Regions from separate parts of the Homo sapiens genome. Here region 1 is linked to region 2. Evidence: read pairs that join two places in POLR2A ChIA-PET (ENCODE). Cell type or tissue: MCF 10A. All regions are shown on one strand. Links, peaks and the distances in the headings refer to the core of each region. The heading gives the core; the rest is flanking DNA.

Region 1 (5,386 bases), core at 132-5,131, 210 kb after region 2:
AGATAGATGGAAGTCCATTCATGAATATTGACATATATGGAAAACTGCATGTGTGTATGTTTGTGTGTGTGTCTCCACAAACGGAGAGACAGAAAATAATATCTGTAATATTTTTACCTAATGGTAATAGTTGGAGTGATTTTTAAACCTAAACTTTCTTTTTCATACATTGTTGCACTGTTGAAAATTTTTAATTATTATTATATTTCTATTTATAAAAATCAACAAACTGATTTTTACTCTTTAAAATACATTAGGAAAACACTCAGCTCGGAGCTTCCTAGCAGCCAAAGAAGAAAGGAAACTACAATCAATGACAGTCTAACTATGCATGGTATCCACCAGATGAAACACAAACCAACCCAAGGAGAGCACAGCAGTTTCTCAGAGGAGACATGACTTTTCCAGGCCCTGAGGTCTGATGGAGGAGATGCTGACTGGTGTGGAGTGTGGCTTCCTCACCACCTGCCTTCAGTAATCCGGCAAAGGGTTGGATGCTGGTCCTTATTACACCACTCCAGGCTTTCCAAGAGCATGAGAGAATATGTGCTCATCTGTCCCAGCTAGGGGAAAGCACCAGGTGGCTATTACCTGTGGCCTCTGGCTAGCAAGCTGGACCCTTCTCTAAGACGTATTCCCACCAGCCAGTGATTTTCCATTGAGGTGGGATAGATTGTGGTGAGGCCACTTGAGGGAAGGGCCCATCTTTTCCCTTCCTCCTGCCCCTAATAACACACTCTAACCTCCAGTCATGAAAGCTGCCACACAGTTCTCATACTGATTGCTACCATTTCCTCTTAACTAGAAAATACTTCAAACTGTTGCCAATGCCTGATACCAGAAAGACCTTCCTCATCATCCAGGGGTCAGTTTACACACCACCTCCTCCAGGGAACCTTCCCTGAGCCCAGCAAGGAGAGGGATGGAATCAGGATCCCAGTGAAGGACTAAACTTAGAGAAGGAGGTGGAGGAGGAGGACCCTCCGAGGATGAGGGGATGACACTCAGACAAATTGAGGCACCTTGAGAGGAAAGTTGGAGGCCAGGAGCCCACATCTGTGGCCTGGCTCCTCTCAGTAAAGAAAAGGCAGGAACCCTCTTCCCAGAATGGCACAGTTAAAATGGTCCTCCAACCTTGAGACTGGAGAGAAATCACAGAGCTGAGGGAGAGCTGTTTGGGGGTTCTCCACAGGCTTCTAGACTTGGGGGAAGAGGAAATTAACACAGGCATCACACCTATGGAGTCCCATGGCAATTCCTGGGGCAGTAGGGTGGGGCGGGGCAGGAGGAGTGAGAATCTGAGCCTTAGTTCCCAATCTGTAAAATAGTGCAAATATCTCATGCCCAGCTACTCCACAGGAAGACTATGAAAGTCAAATGGGGTAAAGAATGAGCTTCATGTACAAACCATATAATGGTCCTAAAATATGAAGGCTAGAACTATTATTGCTCCTTGAACCTACAAATAAATATTGGGATAGATCCACAGATCCTTTGAGCTTCTTTTTAACAGCATTTTGGGAGCTTAAAGAGAGTTTTTATCATAAACTGGGGAACAAGAAATAGTACCTTTTTTTTTTTGGTTCTCTCATATGTCCACCTACAATAGATTGTACTTGAAGAGAAAATAATATACAATAAAGTAAAATCTACCAGCACCAGATGAACTGAAATAACTCAATTATAAGAGGCTAGCCCATGATATCATTTACAACTGCATGTCATTATTGTCATCCCAGGTAACTAGAAGTGAGACTCTTAAAAAGATGGCCTATAGGATATCCTATCTCTCTCTCTCTCTCTCTCTCTCTCTCTCTCTCTCTGTCCATTCCCTTTCATCTGGGCTTGTTCTTGTGACTTACTTTGACCAATGGGACATTAGCAATCATGACATAAGTAGTGTCTTTAAAATAATGATTGCACATTGAGAGATTTCTCCCTTGTTGCTCTTGGAACCCTGTAACTGCCATGAGGGCAAACCTGGGCTAGCATTTTGGAAGATGAGGGATCACATGGGAGAAGCCTCTATTATCTCAGTAATTTCAGATGATGCCATCATCACATGCCAGCCCCAGCCAACATACTACCTGACTGCAGAGACATGAGTAAGCCCAGCCAAGATCAGCCCAGCCCAGCAAAGACCAGAAGAACCACCCAGCTGAGCCCAGGCCAATTGCTAACCTACAGAATTTTTACCTAAATAAGCAATTTAAGCCATTAACACTGGGGCAGTTTGACATGCAGCAAAAGTTAACTCTATATTGTGGTATCCCAGAATGAGTCAGCAGACTGGGACCCTGTTCCTAACTCATTGTGTGACCTTTGGTAAGTCACTAAACCTTTCTGGTGCCTAGTTTCTTCCACTAAAAATGAGGAGATTAAATTAAATGATCATTAAAGGCCCCTTCTAGTTCTGTCTCATTCTGTGATACTAAATCTTATTAACAAAAATATCATGAATGTGGTAAAATTGTATGAACCAGCTGACGCATAGCACAGTATCTGGGGCTTTTTTTTTTTTTTTTTTTATGTGCCTAAATGTCAAGCTCTGAGATTTAGCTACCTGACGAGGGAGCACAAATATAAAATGCTTCGTCAGTTTTCTAATGGTGTTGTTGGATTCTGGGCTAAAATATGAAGTTGAAAAATGCTGACCAGAAAGAAACTGTAGCTTATGCTGGCATGTAAAGAAACGAAATTACTGTCAACATCTAAATCCAGAAAGAGCTTTCTGTTGGGATGTAAAGGCTTCAGAAAATGCAGGAGCAGAGCAGGGGCTAGGCCTTTCAGAAAAGAAATCCCCCAGATCTTAATGAGAAGAAAAACCTTAGTGAACCTCAAGAATTTGCTCAACTCCCATATTCAAACTTCTACCTATCTGGAAACTGATCCAACAACTTATTTTTCGAAAGTCAGTAAGAAGAAAAATTAAAACATGTGTAGCATATATATATTTTCTTTGTTTTCTTAAATGATCAAACTAGATCATAATGAACATCTAACTGCTCTCTGGAAGGAGCTGTAATTTCATGAAAGTGAAGGTGTACACTAGCCAAGAGAGTTGTTGCTTTTCTAACCCAGAATCAGTGCTAAGGAGGACCCAGAGACTGATGATGCTGGTGCATTCCACATTGCAGTGGCTGAGGTGAAGAGTTACTATTCCAGAAATGAGTCATTAACATGAGTCATTTCACAAACTGGGGTGTGGAAACCCCTGTGTTACTGCCTGAGAGCACACAAGCCTGACTCACTTGAAGGGTTTCTTTTTCTTTTTTTTTTTTTTTGAGGAGGTAGTATTTTTATATAAAAGTAAACCTGAGCACATCTTGAAATCAAATGCAAAATGTACATTAATTTTCCAATAAAACATCAAAGAAGTGTCCTCCTTCCAGCATGTGTCTTCAGGGGTACATGGCTACTCTCATCTGTCATGAGGGTTACTTGTGTGGCCAAGAGTGAGAGGCCCAGTATTAGGTAATCTCCAGGGGCTAAAATGTTCCCAAAGCAAGCCACTTTGAGTGACATTTTCCAAGTAAAGAAAATTACCCAAGACACTGCATTTCTTCTGAGAGATTGTCTGGAGCCACAATATTGGTTTATTATATACAGCTTCCTAGGCTTGTCTCTTAGAGACAGGCCTGAAGCCACCAAGCTCCCAAAACCATGCAAGGAACTTACACACATACACATTCCCCTCCCAGGTTGGAGCAGAGAGAATTCTGGAAGGGGCTCTCCCAGTGGAGGTCAGAAGTAGCAGCACTCTCTTCTCCCAGAGCTTCTGCTTAGCCTGAGTACCCTAACACAGATCCACAACTCACCCTCACTAGCCAAGCCCAGAGTAAAAACCCTAAAACTCTTCCCCTTGGGGGGCAATCATCTCTCCTTTGCTTTCACCTGAAGAGCAGTAGCTTGGCCCATACATTCCTTTTCCTAAACACTACCCTAGAACAATAAGGAAACAATTTCAACCAATCAGCCCAATGCTTGATCTTAAGGAGCCCAGATCACTGAAAACGGAATGATTCGATGAGCTGAGACCACTCTATCAAGGATCCTCTCCTCCCAGTTCCTCTTGAGCTTGCATATTTGTTCAGCAAACATTTGACCATGCCCTGACTCTAGGCTAGACCTGTTCTAGGCCCCTGTGGTTCAGAGGTCCCTCTCTGATGGAGCTGATGTCCAGGGAGGGAGATAACATTAAACAAGTAAATGCACAAATATTCGTACATAGGGAGGCCACATACTCTTGAGTATTTATTAGCCAAGTGTCCACATTCATGAGGTTTCATAGAGAAACAGAAATTAGCCTGAGAATTTCAAAAATATTCAGTGAACTAACCACTTGTAAGATCAGTGTCTACTCAAACAACATACATAATGTCAGCATCTATCACAGCCCAAAGAGCTGTCATCATTTCTGTTCCATCTCTCCTTGTTTTTTGTTTGTTTGTTTCTTTCTTTCTGTTATCTGACAGTATGATGCAATTGCAGTACAAACAAATTGAAAAAAAAAATTGAAGACTTTACCAAAGCTGTAGGATTTTATGATGTCTACGACAGTGATGCTAAAGAACAGCTTAAACCCCAGGCCAAGCCAATGATAGATGAAGCTCTGACAGTTAGATCACGTAACAACAGAGAGAGAGGGATTTGCCACGGATGATGAATTCATAGTCAAAACAGAATGGTTGGATCAAGTGGTTAAAGGAAGCCCTTGGGCAAATGCATAAAGACCTAGACCCTTTCTGCAATAAACAGCTTTCTTTATGTTTTTGTTTTAAAGAATTTTTTTTTAAAATTACAAAACAAGGGAGGCCATCTCATGCCATTATCCGATTTTGTCATAAAAATTATATTGCTTGAAATTATCAACATCTGATTCAACTTTTGTCCACTCTAAACTTCAGTGTGTGGTTGAAATTAGAATCTAAAATTGGGTAAGTATAAGATAAAAATAAATTTATGTTCATAATTTCTAATCTCCGTTTTCAAGAAAATCTTAATCAAATCTTCTTTAAATCCCATTTCCCATGAAATACTGGCTCCTATGTTAAGTGGGCTTGGTCTGAGGTGTCCTTTCAGGGAGGATCACCTCAGGATAACAAGGCCCTCTGTCATCACACTGGTATGAGTGCCATAAAGGAGAATCCAGAGGGCTATAAGACCCAAAGCGGGTTTAGCTGGTCTAGGAAAGTGACATCACAGCTGAGACTTGAAAGCACAGGAGCCTGGAGGTGAGAACATGCCCAAAAGGAGATGTGGCGACCGGCTGGCACAACAAACTAAAGGAAACCCAGCATGGCTGGAGGCAGAAGGAAGGAGGGCAGGACAGGAGACGAGGTTGAAGATACAGATAGGGTCCAGGATGTTGCTTTTTATCATACAA
Region 2 (5,386 bases), core at 155-5,154:
TGAAAGCTGGAGGCATCCTCGAGGTACCTTCTGAAACATCATAGGAGTGCCAAAACAATGAAAAAGGCCAATGTGAATAAGAAAAAGCATGCATCATGGATCTGCAACAAACTGATGAAGAATATCTCCAAATGAGAACTGACAATAGAATTTCACCCATCAGTCAAGGCATCTGTCCTTAGACCAGAAGTCACTGACTACTAAGAGCTTGCCAGTCCTAGTCCTGCCATGTTAACTTGCCTCACAAACAAAGATTCCAAGAACCACACGTTTTTAATTATGCAAAGTAAAGGTTGATGAATGATTCATACAACTAATCTAAACTTGGGCCAGGTTAAAATAATACTGTGTAATAACTTATATTTATACAGCTCATGAGAGCACTTTTCCTTTGAGCTTAAAGTAGATTTCAGATAGTATCTCGTCTCTTCTCATAACATCTTTGTGAAATAGGCATGGTGAAGGTGTCAGGGTGTCCTCTTTTCTTCCACAGACAGGGCAATAAAGGGCCAGAAAATTTCAGACCCAAGTCCAAGATCACACAGGATGGCAGACAGGAAGCCAGGACCATCTCTGCACTTAGGAGAGAAGTCATCTCAAGAATCTGGACACCATGGGACAGTGGCACTGGTCTTTGGAGCAGGCCTCCTTCCTGAAGGCAAGTGACCACAATAATGCTAGAGTTTGGAATCGTGACAGCTCCATGGCCATAACATTCCCTTTGTTTTGGTAGCTTCGGGGGATCAGAGGAAGATTTGAGGACCTAGGGACATAAGAAATGTCATTGTGAGTCAAACCTGTGGCTTGTCAGCTCCCAGATTCTTCTTCCCAACTAGGAAATGATGATTGAATCAGCCTGGCTGTTGGAGTAGACGCCATCTCTTTCCCTGACTCTCTCCGTTCTTCATCCTTCAGTCTGCCATTCTCTGTATCTTTGCCAGAGAGCTTTCTCTCCAGCCCTGGAAGTAAAGTGTCTTGCCCACTTCAAGCAGGCTAGGGTGCCTGAGCATTACATCCCCCCTACTGGAGTAGCGTGTGAATGTCTGTGCTTCTCAGTGGGTAGAATAGTAACTGGTAAAGAGGTGAAATGGTGGGCGGCCCTAATGCTTCTCGGGGTCTCCCCATGGGATTAAATTCCAGGCACCCAGTGGTCGCTGGCTGGATAACACACACTTTACAGTGGACTTCCCATGTCCATCTTATTTCCCAACAGACAGCCTGCCCAGAATTCTTGTCTCCAGTTCTGTTTCTGGGAGAACTCAAGCTATGACAACTGTCCTCTGATATAGTTTGCCTGTGTGTCCCTGCCCAAATCTCATGTTGAAATGTGATCTCTAGTGTCGGAGGCAAGGCCTGGTGGGAGGTGATTGGCTAATGGGTGCGGATTTCTCATGAGCGGTTTATCTCCATCCCTCTTGGTACTATCTTCGAGATAGTCAGGAAGTTCTTGGGAGGTCTGGTTGTTTAAAAGTGTGTGGCACCTCTCCCGACTCTCTCTCTTGCTCCTGCTCTGGCCATGTGATGTGCCTAGTTGCCCTTTGCCTTCTGCCATGATTGTCAGCTTCGCGAGGCCTCCTCAGAAGCTGAGCAGATACCAGCATCATGCTTCTTGTACAGCCTGCAGAACCGTGAACCAATTAACCCATTTTCTTCATAAATTACCCAGTCTCAGTATTTATTTATAGCAATGCAAGAACAGCCTAATACATCCTCTCTGACATCATCCTTGATGCCCTGATGACTCATTGCAGAGACACCATGCATGGACCAAGTCCCTAAAAAAACCTGTATTTATGCCGCTCTCAGGCTCAGTTTCCCCCCAAGTTCCCTGCACACCATGGGAAAAAGGAATATCATTAAGTCTGGGACAGAACCTGAGCAAAAAAGAATAAAAGTAGAACTGTGCTCTGAAAACCTGAAAATCCTCTCGGACTTCGTTTGGATTATTTTTTTCTTTTCAGTGTCTGGTGAGGGATGCATCAGGAAGTTAGAAATGAATGGACTTTTGCAATTCATATCCTCATTTTTTTAATGTAGTTGAGATGAGTTTTTTATTCTACCTATTGTATGGTCAATGGCACATATGAGAGCTGAAATGCTGTTTGAATTCATTTTCTTAGGTATGTCAACCATATGTGGTACACTGGAGAAATGTATGTCCATGTGATGAATATATTTGCCCTCTAGTGGCTTAGTGGTTATTTGCAGAATGTAAATCCACTTCATTCATTCAGTCAGTCAATCAAGGTAGTCTAGAGCCTTTATTTTGTTCCAGACACAGTGTTGAAGGCTAGTGAAATAAACAGTGATAGTCCCTGGCTTCATGGAGCTTACAGTTTTGTGAGGGAGATGGGTGTGAAAACAAGCTAACAGTAGGAATCAAAACACTGAAAAATGTGATTAGACCTATGAGGGAAGGCAGCATGGTGCTTTGAGAGAAAAGCAGAGCGTATTTAATTTGAAGTAAGACAAGAGTCCGTGAAGGCTGTCTAAGAAGTGATGTTTGAGCTAAAATCTGAAGGTGGAGTCATCGAGCAAAGGTTGTGGTGGGCGCAGGGGGACACTCTTAGCAGAGGGAACAGCATTTGCAAAGGTCCCAAGGATGGAAAGAGCTTGAAACACATTCTCAGAGGAAGGATCGCCTAGGGGTTAAAGGCATGTTGTGTAGATCCTGGCAGGGTGGGTCCAAAAGGTCCTATCTCTATTATTAGCTCTGTGACACTGGGTAGGACACTTAACTTCTCTGTGCCTCATCTGTAAAATAGGGTTTTCAATAATAATATCTCATAGTGTGAGACTCAAATAATAGCTCACAGTCTGAGGAGTCAAACATGTTTACACTGCTTGGATTACTCACCAGAGCAAGTGAGTTGAGTTGGCAAAGAATGGGCCACGCCTTAGGAGGCCATTGCCACCACATGCACACATGCACGCACACATGCACACACATGCACGTACACACACACTATTCCTAATGTCCCAGCGCTTCCCTATCTTGAATATCAATTCACTATTCTTCAGAGCATTGCTACTCAGAGTGCAGGCTGAGGACTGGCAGCATCGGTATCACCTGGGAGCTTGTTTGAATTGGTCCCATCTCAGACCATCCGAATTAGAATCTGCATTTCCCAAGCCCTGGGGGACTCTGTTACACATTCAAGCCTGAGACGCACTGCTTTAGAGGCCTCCAACGCCAGACGGCTCAGTGTCAAAACACCACCAACAACACACATCCTATGGAAAGTGCTACCAGGTGACATCTCTTCCCTATTTTGGCTCCAACACTGTCCCCTTTAGCACACAGCTGGAATCTAAGATCCGAAGGAGAAGTTTCTTCTGTGGCTTACGAAGAGATTGAGAGGCTGGAGACAGGTACGTAGTTGCAAGATTTAGGTAATGAATTGTAGACTGTGAGAGAGGAAAATAATGATGTGAGGGGAGATAATAATCCAGGAGTACAGCTTTTCTTTTTTTCACAGCCCCCAAATTTTACCCCATGTCTTTCTAAAAATGACTCTCTAAAAACTGACAGTTCTCCCTTCCCTGATAATGTTTGGGCACCACTAGAATGACCCACCCTCACCCATCCAAAACGTGTGAATGACACCGCTATGTTGAGATGTGATCACATGTTTAATGATGCTGCTGTGAACATATTTGTTCAAAGGTGGGGAGCATATGAAAAAGTCATGCTGCCTTATGGAAAAAGACTAAAAAGTTTAACTTTATGTTTTTTAAACTCATTGACTTTTGATCTGTGTTTTATAAATAATCCATGACTTTAGGATGCTCCTAATATTATTTACAATGCAGATAAGTAAAACACAAAGGCTTATAAGCTGCTTGTATTATCTGAACATCAAGCAAGAATTTTTAGCACCATTTTCCTCTTAAATGTACGATTTAGATTTTGTCATATTTGTACTTACTTTGAACATTTCACACACACAGCACAAAAGATTCTGATGCAACATTTCCTTTGATAGCTTATTATACTCAATGTGAATTCTAAATCAAATCTTGTTACCAAATAACACTGCACGTTAAAGGTTTTCAGAGTTCATTTGCAAAATAAATAATAAGCCCATAATCATCTCAAATGGAAACAAATCAAGGATGCATTCCTAATAAATTTGCGTTATGTTTGATCATTTTTGTGATAAAAGTACCCTTAGCAGGGAGAAATTGGCTGAAAAATAATTAATCAGCTGGACAGGCCAGTCTCTTCTTTAGTCTTTTAAACATGTCTTCTAAATAACATCCATTTGATGATACGTCTCTACCTGTGTTTAAAGTCCACTCACTGAGAGTGACTGAAGGATTTCTATTAGGAGCTCTTGAGAAAGGATCCCTCCATCTCACCAGGAAATAAATCTATGTCTCTATGGCAGAAGATATAGGGAGGTTCTAAATTGTTTAAATATTGAACATACTTGACACTTTTCTTCCCTGGCCTCATGCTGGAGTCTTTTGAGACAGTGAAGATGTATGCACATGGAGGGGGCTTGAAGTTTGAGAATTCATTCGTTCAAAAATGTGCATCATTCAATTCAGAGAGCTGAAGCAAAAGGTGGGGATTGTATTAAAATGTACCATATAACCTGTACAATTTTTTTTTATTTTATTATACTTTAAGTTTTACGGTACATGTGCACAACGTGTAGGTTTGTTACCTGTACAATATTTTAAGTAGCCTTAAATAATCAATACATGGAAATGTAGAGAAACTTCTCCCAAAGTCACACCATCCCATTTGTAAGGCTGCCCCTCTAACTGTACATTGCTATTGAATAGTAGCTGTTTTACCAGATTTGCAGTTTTGTGAATGTGCCTGCAGCTCTTTAAGGAAAAGATGCATTCTCACATTCATCTTTGTTCTTTTCACATCTGGTTCCAAGTGAGTGCTCAATAGATACTGGGTGGATACATGGATGGATAGATGGATGGATGGATGGATGGATGGATTGATGGATGGATGGATGGATGGATAATGGATAAAAGGCAGGAATGATCATGAATGGCTAGATAGCACGCTGTCTCTCCAATTAGGTTTGAATTGTTGAAGAGTAGAGGTGAAGGGAAATGAAGTAGGATATTATTTTAGATTGTATTCTTTTGATTTTGTATAAAATTCATTCAAACTGCCACAGCCAAAAATAAAAATGTATGGGTCATGTAACTGAAAGGTCCAAAAAATAGATCCTGCTTCAAGCAGGGCTGGATCAATATGCTAGGATGACATCCTTGGGGGGCTTGGTTGTTGCTCTTTTTTTTCTTTTTTGCCTCTGCATCCCTCCACACTGGCTTCACTCTCGAGCATTTTCAGGTTTACATGGTCATTCCAGTACTTGCTGCTGGTTTCTTTCTTCCTCCCTTTCCCTCCTCC

What was found. Peaks named below come from ENCODE experiments on the same cell type or tissue, not always from the same donor. Only the 100,000 strongest peaks of a DNase experiment are listed, where the experiment ranks them.
Region 1: POLR2A ChIA-PET joins it to region 2 with 7 read pairs; 2 of 35 experiments call an interaction of 5 or more read pairs at or near these places.

What each region holds. Positions count from the first base shown.
Region 1 is chr10:117,651,112-117,656,497 of GRCh38, reverse strand. No RefSeq gene overlaps it. Among named protein-coding and RNA genes, the nearest start is that of LINC02674, 81 kb to the left of the region's middle. In MCF 10A, for the core only: no CTCF peak of the experiment used is centred there; a DNase peak (open chromatin) is centred at 3,177.
Region 2 is chr10:117,857,833-117,863,218 of GRCh38, reverse strand. No RefSeq gene overlaps it. Among named protein-coding and RNA genes, the nearest start is that of LINC02674, 130 kb to the right of the region's middle. In MCF 10A, for the core only: a CTCF peak has its summit at 2,181 (motif pointing left); no DNase peak of the experiment used is centred there.